Regions from separate parts of the Mus musculus genome. Here region 2 is linked to region 1. A link is a loop called in an ENCODE intact Hi-C map of the cell type or tissue named here. Cell type or tissue: left cerebral cortex. All regions are shown on one strand. Each heading gives the region's core, and the rest is flanking DNA. Links, peaks and the distances in the headings are about the cores only. Region 1 has its middle 8.6 kb from the start of Btbd10. Region 2 holds the start of Far1 (fatty acyl CoA reductase 1).

Region 1 (15,164 bases), core at 4,363-12,362:
AAACTTTGTCTCAGTTGGAGGGTTGGCTCAGAAGTTAAAATTGCAAACTGTTGGGCTGGAGAGATGGTTCAGCGGTTAAGAGCACTGACCGCTCTTCCAGAGGTCCTGAGTTTAATTCCCAGCAACCACATGGTGGCTCACAATCATCTGTAATGGGATCTGATGCCCTCTTCTGGTGTGTCTGAAGACAGCAACAGTGTACTCATATAAATAAATACATCTCATTTTTAAAGAAGAAGAAGGAGGAGGAGGAGAAGGGGGAGGAATAGGGGGAGGAGGAGGAGGAGGAGGAGGGGGAGGAATAGGGGGAGGAAGAAGGGGAGGGGGAGGAGGAGGAGAAGATGATGATGATGATTGCACACTTTTGCCTCAAATGACTTGAGTTTGGTCCCCAGGACCCACATCAGGTGGCCACAACTACCTTTAAACCAATTCCAGGATGATTCAATGCCCTTGGCCCTGCCAGTACTTGCACTCATGTGGACATACCCACACACTTATAAGGAATTTAAGATAACAAAATAATCTAAAATAAATCCCATGCCTTTTGTCATGATGCACACCAAAATGGTTTTATTGACATGAATTTGTAAAACAACACAAGAAAAAATTTCTTTAATCCATTTACCTCAGTCAATATTTTGAACACTTGTCTGTTTTTAATTCCAGAGTACTAGGTCCCCAAATTCATATTACCTGGTTATTACTCCCCACTTCTCTTCGGGAAGCCCAATGAAATACTCAGGAAATGGGGCAGAAAGTGGTCTGAGACCTGACTGCAAAGCCTTTGCCATTACATAAATTCACATATATATTATATCTATCTATACTCTGAACTCTACACTGCCAGGAATAGAAATATAGTATTTATCCATTATTCACAAATCCTTATTTAGTGTTCATCACAGATAATGTACTCATTTATCTTGTTTTGCACAGACACGGTTCTTGTCTTCATGTAGCACCCACATTTTGGCATTAGTTCATAATAACTTTGAGGAGTTCTAAGTATGAAAACCACATATACTACAGGGGTGCAAAATACAAACCCTATGGTATTTACAACAGAGATACACAACAAAATATTATGCAGTGATGGAAATATTCCATACTCTGATGCCCGTAATACTAGTCACAGTCATGTTCATCTAAAGCATGGGTAGCATAGCTGTGAAAACTAATTTAAACTTTGTTTAAATTAAGTAGCAGCTTGTGGTCAGTATTGTACTTCCAAGCTGTGGGTCCTTCGAATACCTACAGGTTTTCACTTCCAGCCACTTAGTCATAAATTAGATGTTATACATGCCTGTGATAAAAGCTAACCAATTTGCTGGGTTTTTTTTCTATTTAAAACAGAAAGACTTACTATTTAAGAGTTTGTATTAAAGCACATGCATGCTTTCTTTTAAAAGTAAAGATAAAAAGGCTGGACATAGCGGCACACACTTTTGATCCCAGCTCTCAGGAGACAGAGGCAGGTAAATCTCTGCAACCTGGAGGCTAGCCTGGCCTATACATCAAGTTCCAGGCACAGTCAGTACAGGATAAGAGCATCTCATAAGAATATCATGGACCCACACTACTTATTGTTCGGGTTATGCAAGTGAACTTTGTCAGTTCCTCTTTGGTCACATAACCTACATTCTATTTCTTCCCTCATATCGACATATTTGTTAGATTGGCTAGTCTGTCATATTTTCAGACATTTTTCTTTTGAAAGACATAGAATCAGTCTTTTCAGCCTAAGCCCAATATTCCCATTTTAATTTTTCTGCTAGTCAGCATCTAAATTAGTTTGGATAATGAAATTGTTATTAGAATGAATACTAGGCCTGGAAAAATGGCTCAGTGGTTAAGAGCACTCATTGCCCTCCCAAAGGTCATGAGTTCAAAACCCAGCAACTACTGTGATATTAGAATGATTTAAGGTATTTTCACCTATATTAACTAGGAAGTTAATTAGTCCTTTTGTTTTTTTGTTTGTTTGTCTGTTTGTTTGTTTGTTTGAGACAGGTCTCTCTATGTAGCTCTGGCTGTCCTGAAACTCTCTATGTAGACCAGGCTGGTCTCAAACTCATAAAGATACTCCTAGCCTTGTCCTCCCAAGAGCTGTGATTAAAGGTGTGGGATACCTTGTTTGGCAACTAGACATTTATTTATGTACATCACCTGAACATGACTACTGGGTATGTGAACAGGTTTGTAGGGTGGTCATGAGTTCCACTTCTACCACACCATCCTAATTTGACTCCATTCCAGCTAGCCAGGAGTATGAAGTTATTGTGGATGTGCCAGATCTGGAAAAGCTGATATTCCCCTTTAAAAACATAACTGCAATAGTTTTGGAAGTATACTAAATGTATACATTAGTTTTAGGATAAATTAGGTCTTTATCTTTATTGTTTCATCCAGTCCATAAGCACTATCTCCTCTTTTCATGATTTTTAAATAGGCTATGATTTCCCTCTGGATTTTTTTTGTTTGTTTGTTTGGTTGGTTGGGTTTTTTTTGTTTTTTTTTTTTTTTTGTTTTTCTTTTTTTGTTTTTTTTTTCTTTTCCATTTTTATTAGGTATTTAGCTCATTTACATTTCCAATGCTATACCAAAAGTCCCCCATAGCCACCCACCCCCACTCCCTACCCACCCACTCCCCATTTTTGGCCCTGGCGTTCCCCTGTACTGGGGCATATAAAGTTTGCATGTCCAATGGGCCTCTCTTTCCAGTGATGGCCGACTAGGCCATCTTTTGATACATATGCAGCTAGAGTCAAGAGCTCCAGGGTACTGGTTAGTTCATATTGTTGTTCCACCTATAGGGTTGCAGATCCCTTTAGCTCCTTGGGTACTTTCTCTAGCTCCTCCATTGGGAGCCCTGTGATCCATCCATTAGCTGACTGTGAGCATCCACTTCTGTGTTTGCTAGGCCCCAGCATAGTCTCACAAGAGACAGCTACATCTGGGTCCTTTCGATAAAATCTTGCTAGTGTATGCAATGGTGTCAACGTTTGGATGCTGATTATGGGGTTGATCCCTGGATATGGCAGTCTCTACATGGTCCATCCTTTCATCTCAGCTCCAAACTTTGTCTCTGTAACTCCTTCCAAGGGTGTTTTGTTCCCAATTATAAGGAGGGGCATAGTGTCCACACTTCAGTCTTCATTTTTCTTGAGTTTCATGCGTTTAGCAAATTGTATCTTATATCTTGGGTATCCTAGGTTTTGGGATAATATCCACTTATCAGTGAGTACATATTGTGTGAGTTCCTTTGTGAATGTGTTACCTCACTCAGGATGATGCCCTCCAGGTCCATCCATTTGGCTAGGAATTTCATAAATTCATTCTTTTTAATAGCTGAGTAGTACTCCATTGTGTAGATGTACCACATTTTCTGTATCCATTCCTCTGTTGAGGGGCATCTGGGTTCTTTCCAGCTTCTGGCTATTATAAATAAGGCTGCTATGAACATAGTGGAGCATGTGTCCTTCTTACCAGTTGGGCATCTTCTGGATATATGCCCAGGAGAGGTATTGCTGGATCCTCCGGTAGTACTATGTCCAATTTTCTGAGGAACCGCCAGACTGATTTCCAGAGTGGTTGTACAAGCCTGCAATCCCACCAACAATGGAGGAGTGTTCCTCTTTCTCCACATCCACGCCAGCATCTGCTGTCACCTGAATTTTTGATCTTAGCCATTCTGACTGGTGTGAGGTGGAATCTCAGGGTTGTTTTGATTTGCATTTCCCTGATGATTAAGGATGTTGAACATTTTTTCAGGTGCTTCTCTGCCATTCGGTATTCCTCAGGTGAGAATTCTTTGTTCAGTTCTGAGCCCCATTTTTTAATGGGGTTATTTGATTTTCTGAAGTCCACCTTCTTGAGTTCTTTATATATGTTGGATATCAGTCCCCTATCTGATTTAGGATAGGTAAAGATCCTTTCCCAATCTGTTGGTGGTCTTTTTGTCTTATTGACGGTGTCTTTTGCCTTGCAGAAACTTTGGAGTTTCATTAGGTCCCATTTGTCAATTCTCGATCTTACAGCACTTCCCTCTGGATTTTACACAGCTCGTGTTAATTACTAAATACAATCCAGATCTGTGTCTATCCTGAAGGGAAACTATGGTTTTATTATTTTTCTAGTTGATAATATTTTTGTGCAGGATAATATTCAGTTTTCTCCTAGACTAATAACCTTGTTGGGCTCATTTATTAGGTAAGATTGTTTATCTTGTGATAAAGCTTTTTATACTGTTGATCATGCAAAATAATGGCACATTTACCTCTTTTCTCCTTCTTATTACACATCTTTGTTTCTTATAGTTTTATCCAGTACCTGTAATATTTTAATTTTTAAATTATGAGGGATGCTACTGTTCTTTCTTAATATATGCTTGACCTTAAAAGCAGTGTGTCAATAATTTCTCCAGAAAATAAGACTCTTAATATACTGTCATATTCTCTTTCATAACTGGTCAGCAAAAGGCTCTTTGGAAATATAAAGCACTTGACTTTTAAAAATGCTTTCCTTATAAACACATATAGTCTTCACTTCCAGGATGTTAATTCCATGTACTTTGTCTGACTACAATTAAATGTCCATCACACAAATTAATTTTTTAATAACTTTATTTTATTTATTTTGTTTCTTTTAAGACAGGTTTTCTCTGTGTAGCTCTAGCTGTACTTGGAACTCACTCTATAGCTCAGGCTGGCCTTGAACTCTGCCTGACTCTGCTAGGATTATAGGTGGCATACCACCACCACAGAGCTTATATCTGCCTTATTACAGAATCCTTGAAAATAATATACATTTTATATTTCATTTTTTAAAAATTTAAGCCAGCAAAGAATGAAATCATGACTTTTGCAGGAAAGTAGATAGAACTGGAGATCGTGTTAAGCAAAATAAACTAGACTGCATCTCATATGCAGGATGTAGAAATATGTATTTGTAGGACATTAGAGGAGAAATGGATAATGAGAGGGCAAGAAGAGATCTATAGGAAAGGGGAATAAGAGAAAATAATGGCTAGGCAGGTGGTGACAGTGCACACCTTTATTCCCAGCACTGGAGGCAGAGGCAGAGAGGCAGAGAGGCAGAGAGGCAGAGAGGCAGGAGGCAGAGGCAGAAGCAGGTGGATCTCTGTGAGGCCAGCCTGTTCTACAGAGCAAGTTTCAAGAGCTATACAGAAAAGCAAGCCAAAGGCTATACAGAAAAACTCTTTCTCAAAGCACCAGGGGAGGAGGGGGAGATGTGGTGGGAGGAGAGGGGAATACATAGCTTTTCTTTATAAATAGTGAAGTTTATTGTATATTACAATCTTGTATAAAATATATGTGGCTTGTTTAAAAGACTTCATTTGTGTGTAAGGGTGTATATAAGACTAGAGTTAGAGTGATAAGCAGTTGTGAGCTGCCTGATGTGGGCGCTCGGGTCAGAACTCAGGTCCTCTGGAAGAGCAGCACGTGCTCTTAACTGCTAAATTATCTTTCCAGCCCCACTTTTTTTAAATAAAGAAAATATAAAATGAACATCCACTTTCCACCCTTGAGATTATATAATAGCATGCTGTCGGTATTTTAGAATTTCCATGTAGGATCTTTGACTTCTTTTTTTTTTTTTTTTTTACCATATTCTTAATGTTTATCATTACTCTCTTGTTTTTTTTTCCTAGTTAGCCATGTATCTGTGAATTTAAAAAACTACAACATCTAATTTTTTTTCAAATATCTGTCTTTGTAACTCACAGTCTGTATTTCCCATATTCCCTTCCTCACCACTCACCATTGCTAAGCCTCCATATTTTCCATTTTAAAGTTTTTGTTTGTCATTTTTTTTTTGCTTGTTAGTATCCAATATAACATAGCTATATATATGAGTTATTTTGAATAATAAGTTGCTCTAAGAATAAGTTTCAGGCTAGAATGGGGACCACACACTGGTAGATGTTCTCCATCAGCATAGTGACCCTGTCTGTATCTTAGCCCCCACCCCCCTCTCTATCCCCAGGAGGGAATCCTGCATTCTGCGAACTTAGCTTCAGCCTTCCTTCTTTGGAGAAGGCTGGATCCCTCTTGTACTAGAGGCTGCTTGGGTGGACCCTTGAAGGACAAATTCTGTTAGGCACTTGGAAGCCACCTTTTTCCACTTGTGGCATCCTTTTGCTTCTTGACTGACTGCTGTGTCTTGGGGCCACAAACATGCTAATTATGCTCTCTAAATACTGAATTACACTCCAGTTATGACCCATTATCTTGATCTCAGGATGCTTATGAAGCAAGGCATTAGGATTTCCAGAGTATGGTGGTAGATTAGAAGCTGCCTCTGTGTGAATCTCTGACTGTTAAGAAAAACAAGTCATGCCGGGCGTGGTGGCGCATGCCTTTAATCCCAGCACTTGGGAGGCAGAGGCAGGCAGATTTCTGAGTTCGAAGCCAGCTTGGTCTACAAAGTGAGTTCCAGGACAGCTGGGGCTATACAGAGAAACACTGTCTCGAAAAAAAAAAAAATCATGAGAGGAACTTCCAGAGTCATCCTACCAGTGTTTGGGTGGGAGAGGGCCACAAGAGACAGTCATGGAGAAGAGCATGGCAGATGAGGACATACTAAGAAATTTAGACAGAAGGGAATTTGGGCTGTGAAAGCACAATGTTTCTACTCTTTGAACCAAGGAGCAAACTTGGTAATATGAGGATAACAATAGAGAATTGTAAGCTTAAGTCTGTGGTCAGCAAACTGCTCATTGAAGGCTCTGAACCCAAGCACACTGGATCACTTGATTTCTGCAGCCTCCACCCACCCACGAGGTGTTTGACTGCTAGGCATAATCTGAAACTACTAAACTTGAGTGCTAGCTTCTCTCTCTGTTCTTCCCTCCAGAAAAGAGCTCAGATCTCTACTTCACCTGCTCTCTGAGACATGTAGGAGATAGCACTTGGCTTACACATAGACACCCCTTCATACACAAATCAATAATTCTCTGATGCAAGTGAAAACCTCTTCCACGGGTTGCAAAGCTCAGTGTGGTCAGCATTTGCTTCTGGGGCACATAAAAAGGGAAGTTTCTAAGATGAATGTAGTATCAAAGCAATCATGAGGCCAGCCCAGCACTCTGCTGGTACAGTGCCAGGTTTAGGAAACACAAGGGACTCCGCCTTGCAGATTCCAAGAGACCCACACAGAGGCTTCTCCAATTCATTGTTTTTTAGTTTCTTTTTCTCATCTTTTGACTTTTTGCTATATTTTATAAAATATTTATTTATTTATTTATTTTGTAATTTCACACATGAATTTAGGTCATTCTCATCCCTCTTCCTCCCCCTAACTATTCTGGGGACATGCCCCACCCTTTTCCAATGTCATGACCACCTCTTCCTCTTTTATTCCAGCAAGTTTAATTAGTGCTACTGGTATGCACATGGATAGAGGGTGCCATCTACTGGTGGATGGGTAAACGACTGTGGGCTATGCCACTGAAAAGGGACTCCCTTTTCTAGAAGCATCAAATGCCAACCACGCCTCATCTAGGGTTGGGGTGGAGTCTCATGAGTCTCCTCCCTCTTTACGCTGGCGCACTGACTGACTCACTCTTGTACCATTTTCTATGCTGGCAACCACGGGTTCTATGAATCCATGAGTGGAATAGTCATGTTCAGAAGACATTTTGCAACAATCTTCCCATGCCTCTGGCTTTTCCAACCTTTCTCCCTCCCTCTTCTGCAAGGTTCCCTGGCCTTTTGAAGTGTGAAGATGAGATACAAATGTCCTGTTCAGGGCCGAGCACAGCACAGTCAATTATTCTCTGCAGTTTGGCTTGTTGTAATTTCTATATAACCACCACTGCACAGAGGAGCTTCTCTGATGAGAGAGAGCTGCATTGTGGGTACAAGTATTTAGAGGGCAGTTTGACACTGTGTCCCTTTAATAAAATTGTGGGAGTAGGGCCTATGCCCTCTCTAACCACAAGTTCTTGGCCAGATTTAGTACACAAGAGTTCTTTCCTGTGTAGTGGGACTTAAATCCAATTAGGAAGTTTTTGGTTACCCTGTAACATTCATGTCATTATTGAACCAAAGGGCATGTCTTGTCAGGCCACAGATTATTGGAGCTTGGAGGAATCATGGCTGAATAAGACTGTTAACTTTTTTCTCTCCTAGGAACCTGCAAAACACATTCCAGCACTGTGGAAGCTAGCCAGCAAGGATGATGCTTCCAGATCTGTATCAATTTGGTTTTTCGAAGTTCTACGAGCAAACTATGTGGTGTCTTCAACAACAGGGTCTTACCATCAAGTCCCAGTGGGTAACCAAGAACAACGGCAATAACCTGTACTCTTTGGGTGGCTATTTTAAACCTGTAAAGAATTATTTTTTGTCCTTAATTTTAATCATGTTTTCTTTTCATTGTTAAAGTATGTTTTTTATCTTGTGCTCTTTCCTTTCCTTATGTTCCTTTTTGAAAAAAAAAAAAAAAGTTTTTCTAGCTGGGCTCGGTGAGACACACCTTCAGTCCAAGCACTTGAGAGGCAAAACCAGGCAGATTTCTGTGGTTTCAAGGCCAGTTTGGTCTACAGAGTGAGATGTTGTAGATGTATCTGCAATTGTGTTGTAATCTACCCATTGAGGATGGACAATAATATAGTCACTTATTCTCTGCAGTTTGGTTGTGGTTTTCTGTAATGATCTCCATCTGTCCAAAAGAGATGTTTCTTTGAGGAGAGATGAGATCCACACTTCTCTATGAGTATAAGAATAAATATTTAGAATGTACGGTAAAATTATGCCGACTTAATAAAATGGGAGTTATATGTTCTCCCCAAGACCCATGACCACACTTGCCCCAGATAGTTGGCTAGGTTTCCAGTACCAGGTGTGATTTCCCGCTTATTGGGCAGGCCTTTTAAAAAACTGCTTTATTTGATGTAAATAAAAATATACCTAACAGTTTCTTCAAAGGTCAAGGACCACTCTCTGTTGCAGGATATTCCATCACACTGTGAACTCTGAGATTGTTATTTTTTTAAAAAGGATTTATTTTATTTATAAGTACACTGTAGCTGTCTTCAGAGACACTAGAAGAGGGCATCAAACCCCTTTTATAGATGGTTTGTGAGCTACCATATGGTTGCTGGTAACTGAACTCAGAGCCAGTGCTCTTAACCACTGAGCCATCTCTCCAGCCTAAGATTGTTACCTATTGAAAAAAGTTGTTCCTAGTTGTGGTGTAGCTGAGCCCTTAGCACATACCTTTAATCCTAGACAATGAAGGTGAAGTTAGTTTATAAAAGGAAGTACCCATGTTTGAGAATGGCAGACAAAGTGATGAATCAGAGAAAAATTTGACAGAATAGGATATTGTTTTAGTCAGGGTTTTCTAGAGTCACAGAACTTATGGATAGTCTCTATATAAAAAAGGAATTTATTGATGACTTACAGTTTGCAGCCCAATTCTCAACAATGGTTCAGTAGTAGCTGTGAATGGAAGTCCAAGGATCTAGCAGTTACTCAGTCTCACACAGCAAGCAGGCAAAGGAGCAAGAGCAAGACTCCCTTCTTCCAATGTCCTTATATTGTCTCCAGCAGAAGGTGTAGCCCAGATTAAAGGTGTGTTCTACCACACCTTTAATCCTAGATGACCTTAAATTCACTCGGAGATTTAATCTTCTGGAATCCATAGCCACTATGGCTCAAGATCTCTATACCAAGATCCAGATCAGAAACTTCTATTTCTAAGCCTCCAGATAAGGGTCACTGGTGAGCCTTCCAATTCTGGATTGTAGTTCATTCCAAATATAGTCAAGTTGACAACCAGGAATGGCCACTACAGATATGTCCAATTCTCATGAGAAGAGAGGAAAAAGTGCTTACTTAAGAGAGCAATGCAGGCAGAGAAGAGAGAAAGGAAAAAGGCAGTTTGACCTGGACAGTTGTACTGAGACAGGTTACAAAGGGAACAAGATAGACATAAATGAAGACAGAACAAGCCAGAGAATGAGAAGGAGCCAGAAGATTAGAACAGATTGCCAAAGTTAATATGAAGCAAAGCAGAGTAACTCAAGAGGGTGGGAGAGGGAGAGGGAGAGGGAGAGGGAGAGGGAGAGAGGGAGAGAGGAAGAGAGGGAGAGAGGGAGAGAGGGAGAGAGGGAGAGGAAGAGAGGGAGAGAGGGAGAGAGGGAGAGGGAGAGGGAGAGGGAGAGGGAGAGGGAGAGGGAGAGGGAGAGGGAGAGGGAGAGGGAGAGAGAGAATTGAGGCCCGACTGAGTCAGCTTGAATAGGAGTTTGAGCCAGAATGGCTGAGTTGAACCAGCTAGAGACCAGAAAGAATAAGAAATGGTAAACTTAAAAAAAAAAGAAAAGAAAAAAAAAGAAAAGAAAGAAAGAAATGGTAAACTTATTCAGCACTAAGTTTCAGATACTGAAAGCATTCTAGACCTAGTTAAGATTGTATGGAGGCTAGAAACTTCCAGGACTAGGCCTAGGTTAGCAGACTGAGGCAGTAGACCTCAGAGACAATTACTACAGGAGAATGGAAGATATTTTACAACTCTCTGAACTGCTGATTATAAATATTAAGAAAAGGAATTTATTAGATTGTTTTATGTGATAAGTACTAGGCAGTTCATACTGGGGCTGCTACAGTAACTAAACCTGCTTTTATCTCTTTTACAGGGAACTTGGTGAGGCTCCCTCCAAAAATTCTAAAAGCTAGGCCCTTAGTGGCATGCATTGAAGCTCGGTTCGCTTTAACTTGGCAGGTGCCTGTGGGGAAATTCTACAACCCTTTAGCATTAAAGAAGTCTAGAAATGGCTATCAGGGTACTGGAAGACTGAAAACCTGGTTAGCTGCTCAGGATCGCAGGCTGGATGCCTCTGCAATACCAACATGATGCTGATGCTGTATAGGATTCTTGGAGAGCTGCAGGCCTTCCATCCATGTTAGAGGGTTGAAAATTTCCTGTGCCAATTAAGGATGGCAGCAGTAACAGAAGTACACCATAGGTACACCAACAAGAAGCAAAGATGAGCACACCACTGCTTTCCTCTCAGACCCATTTACACCCAGCCTGCTGCAGGAAGGTACTGTCCAAGCGGGCAGCTCTCTCTTCAGCTAATCCTCTCAGGAAATGTCCTCTCAGACCAGCCTAGAGAGAAGTCATTTTTAGTTGACAGTCAGGATTCACCATCACACCTCTTTCTCTCTGTCCCAGAAATCAAATCCTTTTATCAGACCCATCTTCCTTTCCTGGACAGGGGGTTCCTCTCCACTGAACAAGTAGGATCTGGCCTGTGAGGCTGGAGTTAGAAGGGGGATGATCTTTCCGCATAGAGATCTTTGGAATTGAACTCACAGCGGCTATGTTTACATGTATACAATGTGGTCTGTCACATTCTATTACAGAGGATGGAGGGACTATGAGAAATTACTGAGTTAATAGCTGCTAGGTAGAACAAGCAATTTTCTTCAGTGATCTAGTAAGTTTCCCTTCTTTTTCTGTCCTCCTTACCATTTTGTTTGAGATTCTGTACATGCTACACAAACACTCTTCCACTGATCTAATCCCCAGCCCTAGAAGTAATCTTTCATAGCTTTGACCTCTCAATAGCCATTACTTGTTCATATAATCCAACTTGTCTTTTATAAGTATTAGTAGTGTTGGTGTCTCTTAGTATTCTTACAAAGGGGCTTGAGCAATAAAAAACACAATGTCTGCTGAATGTGGTTAGAATTACTTCTGTATTTGTTGTATTTTTCTGCTCTGCCATTAGGTGTCAAGTGCACAAAATTAATAATATAAAGAAATCTCTGGTTGGAGTGATGGCTCAGTGGTTAAGAGCACCGATTGCTCTTCCAGAGGTCCTGAGTTCAATTCCCAGCAACTACATGGTGGCTCACAATCATCTATAATGTGATTTGATTCCCTCCTATGGTGTGTCTAAAGACAGCTACAGTGTACTCACATACATGAAATAAAATTAAAAAAAAAAAGAAATCTCAGGATTTTCGTCTAAAATGTTTAATTTTTTAAAATGATGCTAGAGAGTGAACAAAGGGTCACTAAGCTATACCTCAACCCCAAATCCCAGGTTTTAAAATCTAAACAGGATGCTGAGGATGTACTTCAGTTTTTAGGGTACTTGACTAACATGCATGAAACCTTGGGTTGGATCTTTAGAATTTCATAAAGCTGTGTTGGCACAGCTTGTGGGATGGAGGTAGGGTGAACAGAAGTTCAACATTATCCTTGGCTCAAGGGCAGCCTGGGATATGAAGACCCTGTCTCCAAAGCAACTTAAAAACAATACAATAGACTCTAAGTCTATGGTTTATCATTAATTTGCCACACAAGGAAACAGGTAGCCTTATCTTCTGCTTTGAAACAGTTTTGGCTTAGCAGGATGTTATAAAGGCAACTGTGGAGATCAGGGTATATCCTAAGTTACTCCATACTAGAAAGATTTGGGCTTTCAGGCCATGCCTTGTCCTGCTTTGTGAGGAATATGGAAGTTGACCTTGTGAAGGAAAAAGTAGGATGGTGAGCGAGGCTCCACAGGCCCCTGAGATGCCTCCAAAGAGTCCTGATCTGCCATTCATGGTATTATATCTAAGATGGCTCCTGGAACACCAGAGAGAAAGCAAAGAGGAACCAGGCAGGGTGATGGCTGCTTCCCCATCTTCACAGATGTCCTAACAGGTGACAGTACTTCCTCCACCTTCTGAGGAACCTTACCAGACAGGGCTTTCATTAGAGCATGGTGATGGTGTGTCAAGTATTTAGGGGCATGGGATGGGTTCAAACACTGTATATAAGCTGATGTGCTGGTGAAGCTTAAATCTTCACCCTGATGCTGGTGACACTCTCCAGAACAGGATTCCCTGAGATTTGTCATTCGACTCTGTCACCTCTAACCCCCATCCTCTGTCCTGTAATTTTATTAAGCAGCAGTTTGCTCAATTTTGAGGCAGAAAGGCTTTACATTTTGTTTGTGCAAGTAAACAAGCACTACACTGATAAATTAATGCAAATAAAACACCTGTTGCTCTTGCTGAGGCCATGGGTTCAATTTCTAACACCCATGTGGTAGCTCACAACCATCCAATTCCAGGGAATCTGATGCTTTCCTCTGATATTTGTGGGTAACAGCTAAACATGCAAAACAATCACACTAAAACAAATCTTTAAAATAAAATTTCAAAATCCACCACCTTTAAACTTTATAAACCAGGGACACATAGACACCTAGGTATATAAGAATCATTATTATCAGAGAAACCAGGTTTGTGAGTTTATCAAACACACCAGACCAAGGAATTCTGCAATTCCTGGGCTATATGAATCAACAAGTATTAACAAATGTAGACTGTCTCCAGAATTGTTTATTTCTCTGTTGGACTTCCATTCATCTGGATCCATTGTGCCCTAAGTCAGCTTTGAGGCCTTGAACCAATGGTGGTTTGGCAGCTTTGTCACAGAACAGCTCTGGGATTGGGTTCTTTGTATTACTATTTTATCTATTATGATTCTCTTTTGCATTTGGATGAGCCTTAAGCCTGGTTGCCTTCAGTAAAGGTCCTTAGAGTTCTGTGTGCTAGCATTCCTTCTAGGCTCCACCCCAGCTATCTGGCAACAGCCTGGTATGCCCAACTCACTATTAAAAAGGCTGTTTGCCCCCTCCTCATTCTCTTATCTTCTTCTTCTCTGCCCCTTCTTCCTCTCTCCCCATGTCCCTCCCTCGCTCTCTCCACATGTTCCTGGATGGCCTCTTTCCCTCTCCTCTTTCTCTTCCATTCTCTTCCTCTACTCCCTCAACTCCCCTCTCCATGCCCTAAATAAACTCTATTCCATACTATATCCATATATATTATACTATAGCTGGTACCTCAGGGAGAAGGGATGACTCAGCATGGGCCCACAGAGGCACCCCCCTTCTACCTCACCATATAGATCCCTGGCCAAGAATATTCCTGGCTGGCTGGCTGGCTTTCTTTCTTTCTTCTTTCTTTTTTATAAAACACAACACTGGACGTTTTTTGTTTTTTTTCTTTTCTGTTGTGTAGCTCATTTTTGCTGTGTGACAAGTGTGACTTAGAGATTTAATATTAGCAATTAGGATTGCAGTGTAATAAAAGAACCTTGATTTGGGATAGATTTCAATTGGTCATAGATATAATCCCAGTACTCAAGAGGGCTGAGGCAGAATAACTACTTCAAGTTGGAAGCTAACCTGAGCTAAGCTATATAGTGCATTTTAGGCCAGCCTAGGCTAGAAGTATTTGAGATTGCCTCAAAAATCAAACCAACCAACCAACAACAACAAAAAAAAAATCAATTAACTTAGGTTATTTAGGTTGTGAGATTTGCACAACTGATGAAGTGCTTGCCACACAAGCACTAGGAACTGAGTTCCTAACCAGTGCTGGTGAAACAGACACAAGAGGATCCCTGGAGCTGGCTGGCTAGCCAGCCTAGCAGAATTTAAGAGCTCCAAATTCAGTGAGGGACACTGTCTCCCAAAATACAGTGGAGGATTACTGGGAAATGCCAACATCAATTTCTGGCCTCCACAGCATGCACACATATGCAACTGCATACTCACATAACTGCCTGCCTCTGCCTCTTGAGTGCTGGGATTAAGGGCATGCACCATGGCCTGGTCAAAACCTTTCATTAGAAAAATGACAGCTTCAATTTAGACATAAGGGAATGAAGAATCCAGTTTGATCTTTACCCCCAACTTGTGCTACAGTTACTTTATTTGAGATAAATTACAGAAAACTGTATCAAGATTGGGGAGGACTTTGCTATTGTTGAGGGTTTCCTTGAGGTTTCTTTGAACATTATTCATATTCAAGCCTCATTAGCTTGCTCTTTTTACAATGTTTTTAAGATTTTCAGCAATTTCCAAGAATGTAGAATGTTGGCTATAAAAAAACGTGTACACTATGTAACAATAATCTTTGTCTTCCTTTGGTCTCTGATATTTAAGCATTTTCAGGAGGAAAGTATGCCTGCTACCAGTTTTCCACTTCAAATGATAATTTACTTAGCATAAATGTTGGTTTGAAAAACACGTGGTATCACATATGGGACCCAAGGAATTTTTTCTTACAGTAACTAGATTTTAAACAAAGTTCTTTTCACAAAACAGTTTTCTTACCAAAATACTG
Region 2 (15,164 bases), core at 2,351-10,350, 140 kb before region 1:
GCTAACAATTTAATGAGTATCTGCTAAGATAGCCTGTCTCAGTAACACAAGGAATTCACTCTTTATAATAATTAAGAACATAACTATATCCTTAGGAATCCATGTCAAAAATGACAGGAGGAAAGAAAGGAAGATAAAAAGGGAAAATGAGGTTAAAAAAAAAAGCAATAATCATTTTTAAAGCTCTCCCTGCCACCGTGACAGTCGAAGAAGCTAAAGCCCACAAAGGGGAAGTTACTTGCTTACAGTTAAACATGAAATTGCTGACAAGGCCAAAATTAAACCTCAAACCTACTGATTCAAAGTTTGATGTGAATTGTTACATTATGACACATTTTCTACACCGTATTAACTCAAGAGAATGAGCAATAATTTAAAGAAAAGTAAATGAATGTTAAATAAAAAGGGGGAGGCTAGGAAGAAAATGAAGACAAAAAAATTCTAAAAGCATTATACATAAAAACTACATGCAACTCCCATACTTCCTCAATTCTCAGTTATATTTGACTTTAAGATACAGGATCCATTTCTAACATTTAAAAAATACTGAAATGTAGACACATATCTCTAAAACAGGAAAATGTAACATAATCAACCCTGTATGAAACAAACTCACTACTACATATTTAGAGGTAGGATCACAGGGCACAAACAACTGAAGCAGGATTTTAGCATGGTGGCATATACCTTTGGTCTCAGCACTCAGAAAGCAAAAGCAGACTATAATTGTGAGTTCAATATCAGCCTGGTCTACCTAGAGAATTCTAAGCCAGCCAGGACAACACAGATTATGTTTCAAAGTTGGGGAGTGGGGGCTGAGACCTACCTATCCTTTAAGGTATTAAATAGCTATTAAATACTAGAGGTTATATGACACGTTTTTCAATTACAGATATTAATAAGTAAGTCCTTATCTTTGTGAGTTTAAGAAACAAAACATGGGTTTAGGTTTTTGGGGTTTTTTGTTTTTGTTTTGTTTTGTTTTTTCTCTTATACAGACTCTTGCTATGCAACCCAGGCAGCTTCAAACTCAGAATCCTCCTGCCTCTGCCTCCCCAGTGCTGAGATTACAAGCACATGACACCTTGCCCTGCCAAAGTAAGGACTATATCCTAGTTCTGACACTTAGCTCTCTAACCTACGTTTTCTGAGCCTCATTCTCATTTGTAAAATGCAGCTCGCACATAAGAAAACAAAAGGTAATTGTGATTATCTATTTAAGGAACATAACAGTGTCCAGATGAAACAGAAATCACATGTATACTTATTCCACAATCTCTATATGCCAAATGAAGGTTAAAACTAAATGGATTTATAATATTTCTCCCTTTTCATGTATGAGATTGAACTCAATCTGCACTGATCCTTGGAAAGATCCTCCTAGTTTGCTTGGGAATAATTACTTGCTAAACAAAGAACTATTTGATTGATATGTCTCTATTTGAATTGGGAATACAAGAGTGAAGTATATGTGGCATTTGTGTGTGTCATGTGTGTGCATTATACAAGTGTGTCTTCTATATATGAAAGCTAGAGGTTGACATAGGCTATTTCCCCCAATTGCTTCTCTGCTTTATTTTTAAGACAAAGTCTCTGATTAGACTAGCAAGCCTGCGAGCCCCATGGATCCCCATGTCTCTACCTCCTCAATACTGAGATTTCAGCCGTGTAATGCCCCATAGGGTGCCAGAAATCCAAACTGTTTTCATGCTTGAACAGCAAACACTTTACTGAATGAACCATCTAACCAGTCCTAGTGGTGAGCTTTTAACTGTTTAATCAGTTAAAAATAAATGTAGCACTTTTATACTGTTTACTGAACTGAAACTCTTAGGTCCATATCAAACCCAACAATGGGAGGAACTAAAGAAACTATGTATGGGAAGAAGGAAGGATGTAAGACCAAAAGAAACAGTTAAAAATGACCCAGTTCTATGAGTGGTTCACAGCTTTCTTTTAACCTTAAGTTCTTTTCTTAATCTCTAAGAAAAATAAATGTTCAGAAAAGTCAGGACCCTATCTCTATGATTCAAGGTGCTTCAATAACCTAATACTTCAGATTAAGCAAAAGTCATCTTTTAGGATGTACCATTTCAATTCACAACAACTCAGTCATTTCCAACATCAGAACATGCTTTCCAAAATAGCTCACATGGAGCAGATGTTAAGTAAGTCCATCTCTGCTCTCACCCCAAGCTATGTAGACCTACATAGCCCCAACTGTCCCATTTCTGTTGAATAGATGTTATCCCTTAATGATAAAAACAATGCTCATTTTTATCTGGAATTTTTTTTTTCAGTACAAGCATATTGAGTACTCAGATCTTCTTTAGTCAAAGACTAAAACATTGCAAGGGGCCCTGCTATGATTCCCCTCCCCCATGTGACCATAACTATGACCACACCAAGCATGATTGCTGACCCATATCATGATTGACCTCAGTGATCTTGACTCTACATTTACATTTCTTTTTTCCTTATTTAACTCAGTGGCTTCTTTTAACCATCTTTCTTCTCAGTCTCTAGGTCTTTCTTTCAAAAAAGTCAGCTCTAGGCTTCTCTAAACAGCATACTCTTCAGTACCTACAAAATCTTTACAAGCAATCTTTATCCTTTACTGACTTTGTTTTGTTTTTCAAGACACTGTTTCTCTGTAATAGCCCTAATTGTCCTGGGCTTGCTTTGTAGACCAGGCTGGCCTCGAACTCAAAGCCCACCTCCCTCTGCCTCCTGCGTGCTGGGATTAAAGGCGTGTGCTGACAATCCCAACACCACCATCCCCTAGCCCCCATGCCTCCTTTACTTCTTTTATAACAAGTCTTTTCTCTAACAGGCTCAGGTCTGACCTTTGGATTTTCTGGTAAATCATGAATCTCCAGCATTCTCCAGTGTCTGTCATCAAGCAAATGTTCAATTCATGTCTGATTCTGCCAAATCCGACTTGCCATGTAATAATAGCTGGTGTAACCTTAGGCAAGTCAAATCTGTCTGAACCTCTCCCTCACCTATGAAATACAATCAAATAATGATACTTGGAAAGCTCAAAACAGTTTCTGGCACAAAGTAGCAACCAATAAATTTCTAACTATCAAAAAAATTGGGGGGTGCATATATGCCCCATCTTCAGTCCAACTGTTCTGTTCCTTCGAGCCATCACAGGGAACCACTATTTACCAACCAACCAAGCTGCAGGAAGAAGCTTAACTGATGGCTACATATCTAACCATTTCTTCAGACAGATCTGTAATTGGACTTAGAAACTATTTACACTTGTGAGGTTTTTAAATCCACAGTCTGCTTATACTTCATCCAAACTACTGTAATCATTCTTGTGTCTAGTAATAACCCACACACCAACTCCTGGTGCAAATGACCCAAAATTCACCTTTTCCAAAAAACTTGCCCTTCTCTTGAACTGTCTCTCTGCTTACAGGTAACTCAGCCCTTTGGGAACTAGATTATACTAAAAGCAAAATGTAATTACAGTAATGTGTTACCCACAAATACCTTCTCTGTCCTAAAGAATGATCCATTAGCTAAAATTCTATGCTGAGCTGGTGAATAAGAAAACATTTATACAACTGCTCTCTTGAATTCTGCCCTCAAACTGTAACTTTTCACCGGCCTTTTGTCCTATCTTTAAGCAGAAATTATCTCTCCCATTTAAATCCACTGAAAATGTGGATTTAATTCTACCTGTACCCTACAAATAAAAGCTTCAAAGAGGAAAGCAGTTGACAGCAACACACATATACTAATGTCTTTCTTAAGTGAAAATATTTTTTGTTTATTTAACTACAAAACTAGTCTCAAAAGTGAAAGCAACTGCCCAACAAGCATAAAACAAATTCCACTACATTAAAAAGATTGCTCATTCAGAACTGCACAACTACATTCACACAGTATCACTTCTGTTTTTGTAAGACACCTTGCACCATCCTCATGTCATATTACCCATCCATTATCCATCCCCAACCAGACTCTTTAAATGTTGCCCTTAGCACTTTTCTTTAAGAATTAAGCAATTTCCCAGTCCAAAAAAAAAAAAAAAAAAAATCAAAGAATACTTAATACCCATTACTTCTAAGAGCTAAGTTTGTGTGAGCTGTGGCTAAACAATCAGATGGATCATCCAGGGGACAGCATAAAGGTGAGCTAATGATCAGCCTCAGTAGGTAGCTACGTTGAGTGTTCCGAGCTGTCATCCTGAGATACTCTCTCTCAACTCTGTACTCCCAACTCACTCCACTGTTCACAAAAGATCCCCACCCTTGAGCAAGCACACAGAAATCCACCTTGACTGTTCCTTGTGTACTTTCCAAGAAACCAAATAACGCCTTCTAGTCAGACAGCCTCCATCCACCCCTCATCTAAAATCCACTCCTCGGACACCTTCCGGTTTCTGTGTGTACCTTCTCACACTCCACATGCCCTGTCCCCATTGGTCCAGAGACCTTAACCTTCAAACCCCAAACCAGTTCTCCATCTCTCAGCTGATTTCTCCGCAACGCCATTGATACCTACTTCCCAGAGGCCGATCCCACTCTGGAGCAGGGGCCTCCTCACTGGACGCCCTCTCCAGAGCATCACCCCTTTCCCATCACTTTCTTCCTCTCAATCCCAGGCCGCCACCCTCCTCCGTTAACTCGGGCCCCCACCGTGGCCGCCTCTGCGCGGCCTCCCCCCGCAGACGGAACCCCTGCCTCCCCGGGTTGCAGGCCAGGGGCCTCTAAGCTCCCTCGCCGCGGCCCTGGCAGTCGGGAGGGCGGCGGCCCGGCCACGCCGCGCAGGGACAGTCCCAGCAGAGGAGGCGCCCCCGCCTCCAGGCGGCCGTGGCGGGGCGGGGGCGGGGCGGTTCGCAGGCCCCACCTCAACGCAGCCCGGCCTAGGACTCCCGCAAAACGGCGGCCAAGTGCGGAGGGGCCGCGGCCGAGCCTGCGACAGAGCCCGTGCCGCTCACCTCGACGCGGAAGCTCGGGCCTCGCTCTCCCTTCAGCGATGGCTACGCCGTGGTCGCGCTCTCCTCACTCGCTTTTCACCGCCCCCGACCGGCTGCTGAAGAGCGGACCGACAGCGGTGCGCCCATTGGCTGAGAGCGCTATGGCGTCACGGGTCCCGACCGCGCCTCGGGGTCTGACTGGTTGGCGTGGCGCCTCTTTTCCACGTCTGCTCCTGATTGGCTCTTGCTCACACTCTTCCCGGGAGAACCGCTCACCCTCCACTCTTCTTCAGCCGCCCACCCCAAACCCCCCAGGCAGGACGGCCAATGGGGGAGCGGAGAGAGGCCGGGAAGTGGGCGGCTGGGCGGTGTGGTCGGGGAAAGCGCAGCCAATGGGCGCGCGCCGCACATCCCCGCTCAGCAGCGCCGCCCCCGGCCGCCCGCTTCCCGGAGGGTCGCGCCCTGGGCCACGCCCGACTACCCTGGCGCGGGAGCCCAGCCCACGCAAAAGGTGCGGGACAAGTGGCAGACGTGAGAGCCCGCCCCGCAGCCATCGCGGCGTGCTTGAGTACTGCCAACGTGCACCCTGGCGCTCCCCAGATGGGGCCGGCTACCCTCGGTCTTAACTGAGTGTGAGGATCCTCCCTGATAACTGCCAGCTTGGTTCCTTCGGAATGTGGAGCCAGCACTGTATGGACCTTCTGAAGGGCCCATCGGGAGGACTGGAGCCCGCGTCCATCCTCCCCGAGAGACTGTCCACCTAGTCCTTCCTCCTTCAAGACAATCCCGTGCAAGATGTAGGGACAGTGAGAGAAGTTTCAGCGTTGGAAGGTGGGGCGTGTGCTGAGAGCTAGGGTGCACGGGAACTTGCTGAGTGTCGCGAGCTAGAAGGTAGATACGCGTAGTTAGTATAACAAGTTTTATTTAGTTATGCTTTGGGTCTTCACACAATATAAACACTCTGAATTCCTAACTACGGTCCTAAGCCTATCTCCCGAGGCTGCTTACCTATGCGATGTATCTTGGCTGAAGGTCAGGTCCAGTCTCAAACAGAAATTTCTGATTCCAGGGGCAGGATCCTAGAAAAGATTCTCCAGCCACAGGGCAGATCAAAGTGGCATCTCTCCAGATGTGCAGAGCAGAGCATTGCTCTTAGTCTCTGCTTATATACTGTTCACTGGGCATCGTGGAGTTAGTTCTAGGACTATCTCTTGTTATCTTTGAGTGAGTGGTGTACGGAGTTATGGTTATCAGGTGCAGCCTTGAGTGTAGTGGGGATCCTGACTACACTATTTTTACATGCCTAAAAAACATTTTTCTAAAAAACTATGCTCATTACAATGTATGAGCTGGGAACCTGTTTTTTCTTGATGTGGTGGTGATTACCCGGGTGTATGAAGAAGATTCGTGGGGCTGTGTGCTTCATGCACGGTGCAATCATTTTGGAAAAAACTATTGCATCCTGGTTATAATCAACACCAGGCTTTAGCTGTCATTCAAAAACTAAAAACCGAGGCTAGAGAGAAGACTCAGTGGCTAAAAGCAGGTACTGCTCTTTCAGAAAATGCGAGTTCAGTCCCCAGTAATCTACAGTTGGCAGTTCACAATCACCTGCTAGTAATGCCTCCCTTCTGGGCTCCATGGGCACCTGCACTCACATCCACATACCACCCACATACAGACACACGCATACACGTAATTTAAAATAATAGAAATAATACTTAAGAACTACAAACTACTACGGGTATAAGGGATTGCCCTTTTTGCAAACTCTGTGCTTTTTTTATTTGACAATCTCATATGTATGTTGGATGCATTCTAACAGATACACCTCCATTAATCATCTCACTCTAAAGCCTCCTGCTACTTCGATGTCTTTTTTTAATCCCCGAGTTTAATTACAGTTGCTTGCATGAATGTGTTTGAAGATGGGGAGTGGGGGGTATTTACCAGAACATAGGCAACGTACTATTGAAACTTAGTTGGGAACTCCAAGCCAGGTTGGGTCACTTGTCCTCAAGGCAACTAAAAGGCATTAATAATGGAGAGCAGAATAAGGAGATTTATTCAACATGGCCACATAGGGTGGAGGGACAGGGAGATCCAGTTAGCTGCACCCACACACACAACACACACAGTCTATCTTCAGTATCCTGACATAAGATTAAAGTTTAAGGGCCCAGGAGATCCACGTCTATGCAGTAACAGTCAATGTGTTATCTCACTCGCCATTGGCCCATCATTGTCTGGGCTTCAGTCTCATCTCATAACTTGGTCTGGTGCATTGCTAAAACTCTGTGAAATCTTTCTAGAAAGCTAGTTCCCTCTCTGGCTGGCCTCTTTTTTCCCCCAGCTTGAGAGTTCTAGGGAAATTCCCATTTCTCTAAGGTCCTTTGTTTCTGTAGTCTGACTGAGACACACAAGTATCTCTTTAGAATAGCTTCAGGGTAGACTACGTGGTGCCAGGTGATTTCCCTTGGGGGCTTGGGGGCTTGGGGGCTTGGGGGCTTGGGGGCTTGTGTTGTTGTCCACCCCTGTTGGTAGTATAAAAGCACTCACAATATTCTACTTCACCTCACAAATCTTGTTCACATTCCTCTGTCAGAAGCTGTACCGCTGTAGAACTCTAACAGACTGCTTAGTTATAAGGCTTTACAAAAACAAAATCACCACAACAGAAAATAGTTAGCTATAAGATTATATAAAACCGCTGGGCGGTGGGGGCACACGCCTTTAATCCCAGCACTTGGGAGGCAGAGGCAGGCAGATTTCTGAGTTCGAGCCCAGCCTGGTCTACAGAGTGAGTTCCAGAACAGCCAGGACTACACAGAGAAACCCTGTCTCGGGAAAAAAAAAAAAAAAAGATTATTTAAAACCACAACAGTACATCTGTTTGGAAAATGAGGTAATTACATATAGATTTACAAATATCTAATACCTGTCAATCTTTAAAAGGCTTGCACAACTTAAAAAGAATCATGTAGAGCCCGGAAAAATTAATATCACAGCACAGAAGAATATAGAATCTTACTTCTAAAGCAAAATTTAAAATCTCTAGTTTAGTAGAGTAAGTCTATAGGCCTTGACAATCAAATGTTTAAATCTCTTATAAAATCAGGAAACAGTGCTAGTTATTACAAACAGATAATATACAATTATATTTCATATATACAATAGCAAAATATACTTACTTTATCAGAGCAAACAGACATTTATTCAGGTTTCAATTAGCCATATTGTCTAGAAAGCAATTTTTCAAATGCGACTTTCAGTCTGTAAGACACTCAGAGGTCAGCATTAGACCATACTTGTAATGAGACCTTTTAACAGAGAGTGGGAGGATTCCAAAGGCCCATCATTATTTAGTTCAAACAGATGTCATTTGGTTTGAGGAGTCAGTAGCTAGGGGACTAGAGAAAAAAACGTTAGCAAGGCCCCATACAGCATGGAAAAATTCAATTATTTGTATTAGTTGTTCCTTTTAAAAAAATGGAAGTTAGGTCCAGGTGCAGTGATTTCCTTCAATATGCATGTCCTTGGCCCTGTGTTTAAGCTTTAATCTCAATTCAAGACACCAAAGACAGACATCAGGGCTCACTGGATCCCTTTGTCCCTCTTACCAATGTGACCATATTGAATACATCACCTTATCCTGCTTTCTACTATTTATTTGACTCTTTTAATTGGCTAAGTAATGAAGGTGGCCCAACCTGGCTTGGGACATGGGCTGTGACCCCAAATTTAATGACAACATCTGTGGCTATACCACTGAAGAAAATGATATCTAAGGAAAGGGATTTCTGCGTAGTGAACTTGAGAAAAGCCCCAAGCTCAGTAAGCACTCACTAGCCACAGCTCTCAAGATCAAGCTGGATGGGGCCGGGAGATTTTTTTCTTGAGGGGTTTGGGGCTTGTTTTAGTGCCCAGCCTGGTTGGTATCATAAAAGCACTCACTATGCAGTACCCAGTCAGAAACTCCAAACACTTACTGAGTTGCCTGCTTTATGGCAGACCTAAGTCCCTAGTCCAGAAAATGAACTTAAATCCCATGGCGTCTGCCCTGGAGGAAGCCACAGTCCAGTCCCAAGTACAGTCATTTCTGAAGGTCACAGGTCATTAGGCTAATAGCAGCTTTCCTTCAGGTTTGATGCATAGTAGTGTTAGAAGCAGGGCTGGGGACATGATAGGCAAGTGTTGTGCCAATCAGCCACATCGACAGCAGTCCCAGCTAGTGGACAAGTCCAGGGAAGAGGAACACCTGAGCTTAAGAATTCAGTTAGAGGGCAGCCAGAGCAACATAGCAAAAGCCTGTCTACAAACATACACACACACACACACACACACACACACACACACACACTCACACACATAGAGAGAGACAGAGAGACAGAGGCAGAGAGAGGCAGAGAGGGCCTGTCTAACTGAATAATAAACTCTGAAAGGACACCAGAATAAGATAAAGATGATAATATTCATGTTCATTCATTTAGTATCTTCTCAAAAGACATGGAACTAAGTTAATCACTCCTCAGGCTTGGCAGCGTAGTATATGTGTACACCAGGCACTGTTTCCAGAAAATACATCGATCACTAATAAATTTAAGACAAAAATATCTTTAAGGAATATTGGTACATAATTTCAAAAGTCCATACCTAGTTCTGATGAAAGCAATGGAATTCTTTAAGTAATTTGCTTTATGATTACATTATGGTTTAACAATATCTTTTAGGGATTAAAAAAAAAAAAAGAATAGTTAGGGGCACCAGCTATTCTTTACAGAGGACCTGGATTCCATTGGCAGCAACCAATAGTAGCACACAGACATCTGTAACTCCAAATCCAGGAATCCTGACATACTCTCGTGTGCTCCTCAGACACTAGGCACATGTGTGCTGCACATACATACTACCAAGAAAACTTTCATAGATATAAAAAATAAAAATAAATCTTAACAATAGCTTTAGGGTTGAGAATACAAAGGCATCCCGTCTGGTTCAAACACATGTATGATACAGCAGAAACTTGCACACCGATGAGCAGAGTTTTCTGGAGTAAGATTTAAAAGATTTAGATCCAAGGATAGTGTGGTGCCATGGCTGGAATGTGTTGTGTGCTTAGAACCCCCTGTAATGCAGCCTCACGAATGAAATCTGTTCATTATAAAAGTGATCGATCCCCAGGAGGTGGTGGTGGCACACCCCTTTAATCCCAGCCCTTGAGAGGCAGAAGCAGAGGGTATCTCTGAGTTTGAGCCAGCATGATCTACAGAGTGAGTTCCAGGACAGTCAGAGCTACACAGGGAAACCCTGTCTCAAAAATAAACAGATAGATAGATAGATAGATAGATAGATAGATAGATAGATAGATAGATAGATAATAAAACAAAACAAACAAAAAACAAGAGTGATTAATAGCTTTCACCAAAGACAATGGAAATTTTTGCCCTAGAAAAGGAAAGAAAACTGTGATAGTTTGTACCTGAGTTGTCCCTGAAAGGGTTTGTGTTTGAAAGATTTGGCCCTCAGTTTGATGCCTTAGAAAATGGTACAACCTTTAAGAGGTGGGACCTGGTGTGTGTGTGGGGGGGGGTGCTTTCAGAAGGGGTTGTGGCACTGCTGTCTTTACTCTCCTTTCTACTTCCTATCCATCAGGAGATCAGAACCTTGCTTCGCCACATGCTCCCTGTCATGGTATGCTGTCTTGCCACAGGCAGAAAGAATGTATTCAAAAGAAATGTGTCAGTGGCCTGAAACCTCTGAAACATTGTACTAAAACAAATGTTCCTTCCCTTTAAGCTGGTTATCTCAGGAGTTTGTTGCTGTAATGGAAATCTAGTTAATAACAAACACTAAAAAAAAAAAAAAAAAAATCTAATTGGGCTGGGAGATGACTGAGTTGGCAAAGTGCCCGCTGCACAATTATGAGGACCTGCTCTCAGGGCCCCAGCACTCACATAAGAAGCCAGGGACAGCAGGGAACATCTGCAGCCCTTGAGGAGGGGGCGTGGACACAGGTGGATCCAGAGACCTCATTGACTGGCAAAGCCTAGCCTAAACAATGAGCTCTAGGTCAAAACGTCAAGTAGAGGAGCAACTGAGGAAGACAATGACATTGACCTCTGGCCTCCATACTGCAGGCACACTTGTGTACCTTCATATCCATGCAGCAAAACACACATACCAAAAGCAAGCAAACAAACAAAAACAACATTCAGTGCTGGAGATATGTCTTAGTGGTTAACACTTGCAAATCAAATAAGGTGACTCGAGTTTGGGAACCCACATAGATACTGGGTACTTTTGTCCGTTGGCTTGTAATTGTGACCTCAGACAGTGGGAAAGGGAATCCACAGAGCAAGCTAGCTAGCTTGACTAGCCCTATCAGCAAGCTCTGGATTTGGCTAAAATACCCTGCATCAAAGACTAATGTGGAAGAACAATTAGGAAAATTGCCAATGTCCACCTTGGGCCTCCACACACATATGCATATCAATATGAATATGCTTACCTACACCCCAATGTGCACCCCTACACGTTCATCTATACTAAATAATATCCCTGAAGATAATGGTGCTATTTGGGGCTCAGCTGCATAGCAGCATTCAAATGTGAAGCAGCTGTACACAGAACCAGCATTCTATAAATGAAGGTAAATTACACCAAGCCAAAAAATATATTATGTTTTATATCCTACATACAGGTTCGATATATTTACTAAGAAAATACACAGAGAAAAAACACTCTACATATAAATAAATGTAGTTACTGATGCTTATGAATCCTTGAGAGTTCAATAACTTCTTTAGAAAAAAGGGGGGCGCTAGAGAGATGGCTCAGCGAATAAAGTGAAATCTGGATAAAGTGTGAAATCTGCAGTTTGATTCCCAGAACCCTTGTTTTTGTTTTTTGTTTGTTTGTTTGTTTTTGTTTAAAAAAAAACAAACCCACAAGAACAATGACGATAACACTCATCTGCTATGACGTGGCATGGGTGTGGGGGTGGTGTCCTCCTCCACCCTCACCCCTTACCACCTGTGGCAGTTGGGAGATCTGGCCCTGGGGTAATGACAGCTGGTGAGCTGGCCCTGTCCCTAGTGGGCTGCTGGAGAATGGGTCACAGTCGAGCTGGCCCTATTAGAGGCTGTGCAGGTGAGCCAGCCCCAAGGGCAAGAGCGTGGAAGAACTGGCCTTACCACTCATCTGCAGTGAGGTTGCATGGGTGTGGGGATGATGCCATTCCCCCTCTCTTCCAGATCAAGAGAGCTGACCCCTGCCTCTGAGGAGCTGGGCCATGCACCTTGCCTGAGCAACACAGTGGAGGCAAAGGCACAGGTGAGCCAGCCCCAGGGTGTGAGAGTGGAAGAGCTGGCCCATTCAACCCCATAGGCTCCTAGGCTGCAGCACTTGGGAGAGTGAGCCCAGCACCTTGACGGCAGCACAGTGGAACTGGCTCTGGAGGCACTGGTGAGGGAGAAACAGGGAATTCCTAGAGCAAGCTAGGTAGATGCACTAGCCAGTATCTGAGAACTTCAGATTCAGCAAAGACAACTTTGCTCACTAAATAAAATGGAATGCAATCAAAGAAGACACCTGATGTCCACTTAAGCACCACCACCTTGACATACACAGAGACGCCAATGTGTGCTCACAGAGAAGAGACCATCTATTCCAAACACACATACAGAAGAAGAGGAGGAGGACGAGAGAGAGAGAGAGAGAGAGAGAGAGAGAGAGAGAGAGAGAGAGAGAGAGAGATCAAAGCAAACAATTTTATACAGATACTATCCACAATCCAAGGAAACAGGTTTCTTAAGGCATGTATCATTTTCTAGCTCTTGATAGTTTTTTAAATGTCTTGCTACACGTGGTTCTAATGAGATTTTTTACTCTGTTCTTCCAAGTAGCCCTATGAAGACCATCATTTGAATTTCTTAGAAGAAATTGAGACTCCATGAAACAAAAAACATGCCCAAAGTTGCACAGCTGTTAGGTGACAGAAGTGAGATTGACATTCAAATTTATTTATGATAACTAGCATAATTGTGTTACTGTGCTCCATGTGCCTTTACCAAGGTAAATTAAACCTGTGAATGTGTGTGTGTGTGTATGTGTTTGTGTGTGTGTTCATTACATTCTTATGCATATCCCTCAGAAAAGTCTTAAGATTCATAATTATTTCCATCATGCTTTAACGGCAGTTGCCATGCCAACTCGAAAGCAGCTGTTATTCATTAGGGAAAAAAAATAGAATAGTTCCTTTAACAAAACTGATGTTACCGTAATGTGCCATTACAGCTACCTAAAATACACCAAAGCTCTTCACTTGCAGTTTCAGGCAACTTTACTAAAGTTTGAACTAAATTCTATTTATAGCAGTTATTCACCGAAATTCATTTAATAAGCCCTTACTTGTCCAGTATCCAATCATGGCACTCAGAATTGGACTGCTTGTGTGTGTGTGTGTGTGTGTGTGTGTGTGTGTGTGTATGTTGCTGATGATCAAACCCAGGGCCTTTCAGCATGCTAGGCAAATACTCTACCACTCAACTACATCGCTGTCCTTTTCTTTGAAAACTATTTTAAAGGCAGTTAGTAAAAGCACTAAACAACAAAGACATGCTGACAGTTTTCTAAGCTTTCCACTGATCTACCAATCACCATTTCGAGCAAGTATACACAGGTCTCCTTGGTCTCATTTCCTCATTTCCTCATTTCCTGTTATCTGCCTTGGGAGTTTCTGCAACTTGTAAAAGAACTTTGCTTTGCATCTGCAGGCTTAACCTAGGTGGAGCGAGCGTGGCTCTTGACAACCCTCTTCGTGTTCTGGCCATTGACTCTGATTCTCAGCTGTCTCCTCTACTCCCAGGTCCTTAAACTGAGAGTCATGATAGTACACACAAATAATGCAGCTGTCATTTTAGAGGGAAGACGAGATAATTTATCCTGGAGGCATTTTGAGTGGCCATGGACCAGAAACTCAGATTTACATTACCCCAGATTTCATGTTCCAACACAGAAGTGATTTCGTGAAATTTTATAGTTTTACTATAAAAAAAAAACCATCAATCGAAGCAAGTTTAAAACACAGTGGTGAGTCTATCAGAGAGGTGGGTACAGCAAGATGGGAGAAAGAGTCTCAGTAGGTCCAAGGTGCCATCTGGTGACATTCTTAGCTGTGAGGTGGTATAAACAAGTGGTCTGTTATGTTCATAAGTTCCAAATGTTTTTTTTTAATCTATGTATCTATTAGCCACAGGATGTTAGTTCTGACCCAGAGGTTGGCTTTGGTGCGTGGATGGGAGGCTGAAAGTTGGACAAAAGTAAAAACATTTCTGAACATGAAACAATCAGAAAATGCTTCAGATCAAACCTGACATGAAATCAAGGTTTCTGGTAGTGCTCACCTGTGTTATGTCTCACAACTTCACTGAAGCCCTAGTCTGAAAACACACACACACACACACACACACACACACACACACACACACAAGAACTTTGCACTGCACATCCCATCACAACCCACAAGAACAGTGAACCCTGCCTGAAATAGCAGTTCACATTCAAGACCGTTGTGTGTTAGAAATTGCCCTTTTCACTAAATACACAGAACTTCTGCTCTTATAGCAACCTACTAGTTTAACTGTGAACGTTAAAGGTTTGATGTTTTCATACCGTTGTTCTGTAGAAGATAAAGAATAGATATTTTCATACCATGGTTCTTTACCATGTATTAAATTATTATATCTTTGGGATTTTTTTTATTAAAATACTTGATTTTAAAATGTTTGTTAAGGATGTTTGACTTTCATAAAGAATCATTAAATAAATTTTGGCTTGGGATTAAGAAAGGATTTCCAACAATTCCAGGGACAACCCTAAGCAAATAACTGCCATTTTGTACAACATATTTGTGTGTTGTGGTATTCTCAGCATTGGCAGTTTTAGAGATAACAGTCAGTGCTGACCAAAGTTAAGATGCTCTGCATGCTGCAGTATCAAATATTCAAGCTCTCATTCATTCGTTCATTCATTTTGGTTTTTGGAATAAGAGTTTCCCTGGGTAGCCAGGGCTGTCCTGGAACTTGCTCTGTAAACCAAGCTGGCCTCAAACTCAGAGACCCACCCGCTTCTGCCTCCTGAGTGCTGGGATTAAAGGCATGCGCCACCACTGTCTGGCTGAAGCTTTCATTCTTTATGTAAATATAAACCAGTGTGTCCATCTCAT

The links. A loop is a pair of places that touch in the nucleus more often than their neighbours do. Peaks named below come from ENCODE experiments on the same cell type or tissue, not always from the same donor. Only the 100,000 strongest peaks of a DNase experiment are listed, where the experiment ranks them.
Region 2: a loop joins it to region 1, with 2.4 times the contacts of the local background. A loop is called at or near these places in 19 of 42 quality-filtered maps.

Annotation. Positions count from the first base shown.
Region 1 is chr7:113,370,392-113,385,555 of GRCm38, reverse strand. It overlaps a transcript of Btbd10 not described here. Among named protein-coding and RNA genes, the nearest start is that of Btbd10, 8.6 kb to the right of the region's middle. In left cerebral cortex, for the core only: a CTCF peak has its summit at 7,435 (motif pointing left); DNase peaks (open chromatin) are centred at 7,062 and 7,486.
Region 2 is chr7:113,503,734-113,518,897 of GRCm38, reverse strand. It overlaps Far1 (fatty acyl CoA reductase 1), which reads right to left and starts at 5,064. Exons shown (of 13, transcript NM_027379.4): 1 at 4,961-5,064. In left cerebral cortex, for the core only: a CTCF peak has its summit at 5,394; DNase peaks (open chromatin) are centred at 4,450 and 5,172; H3K4me3 peaks cover 2,295 bases; H3K27ac peaks cover 1,285 bases.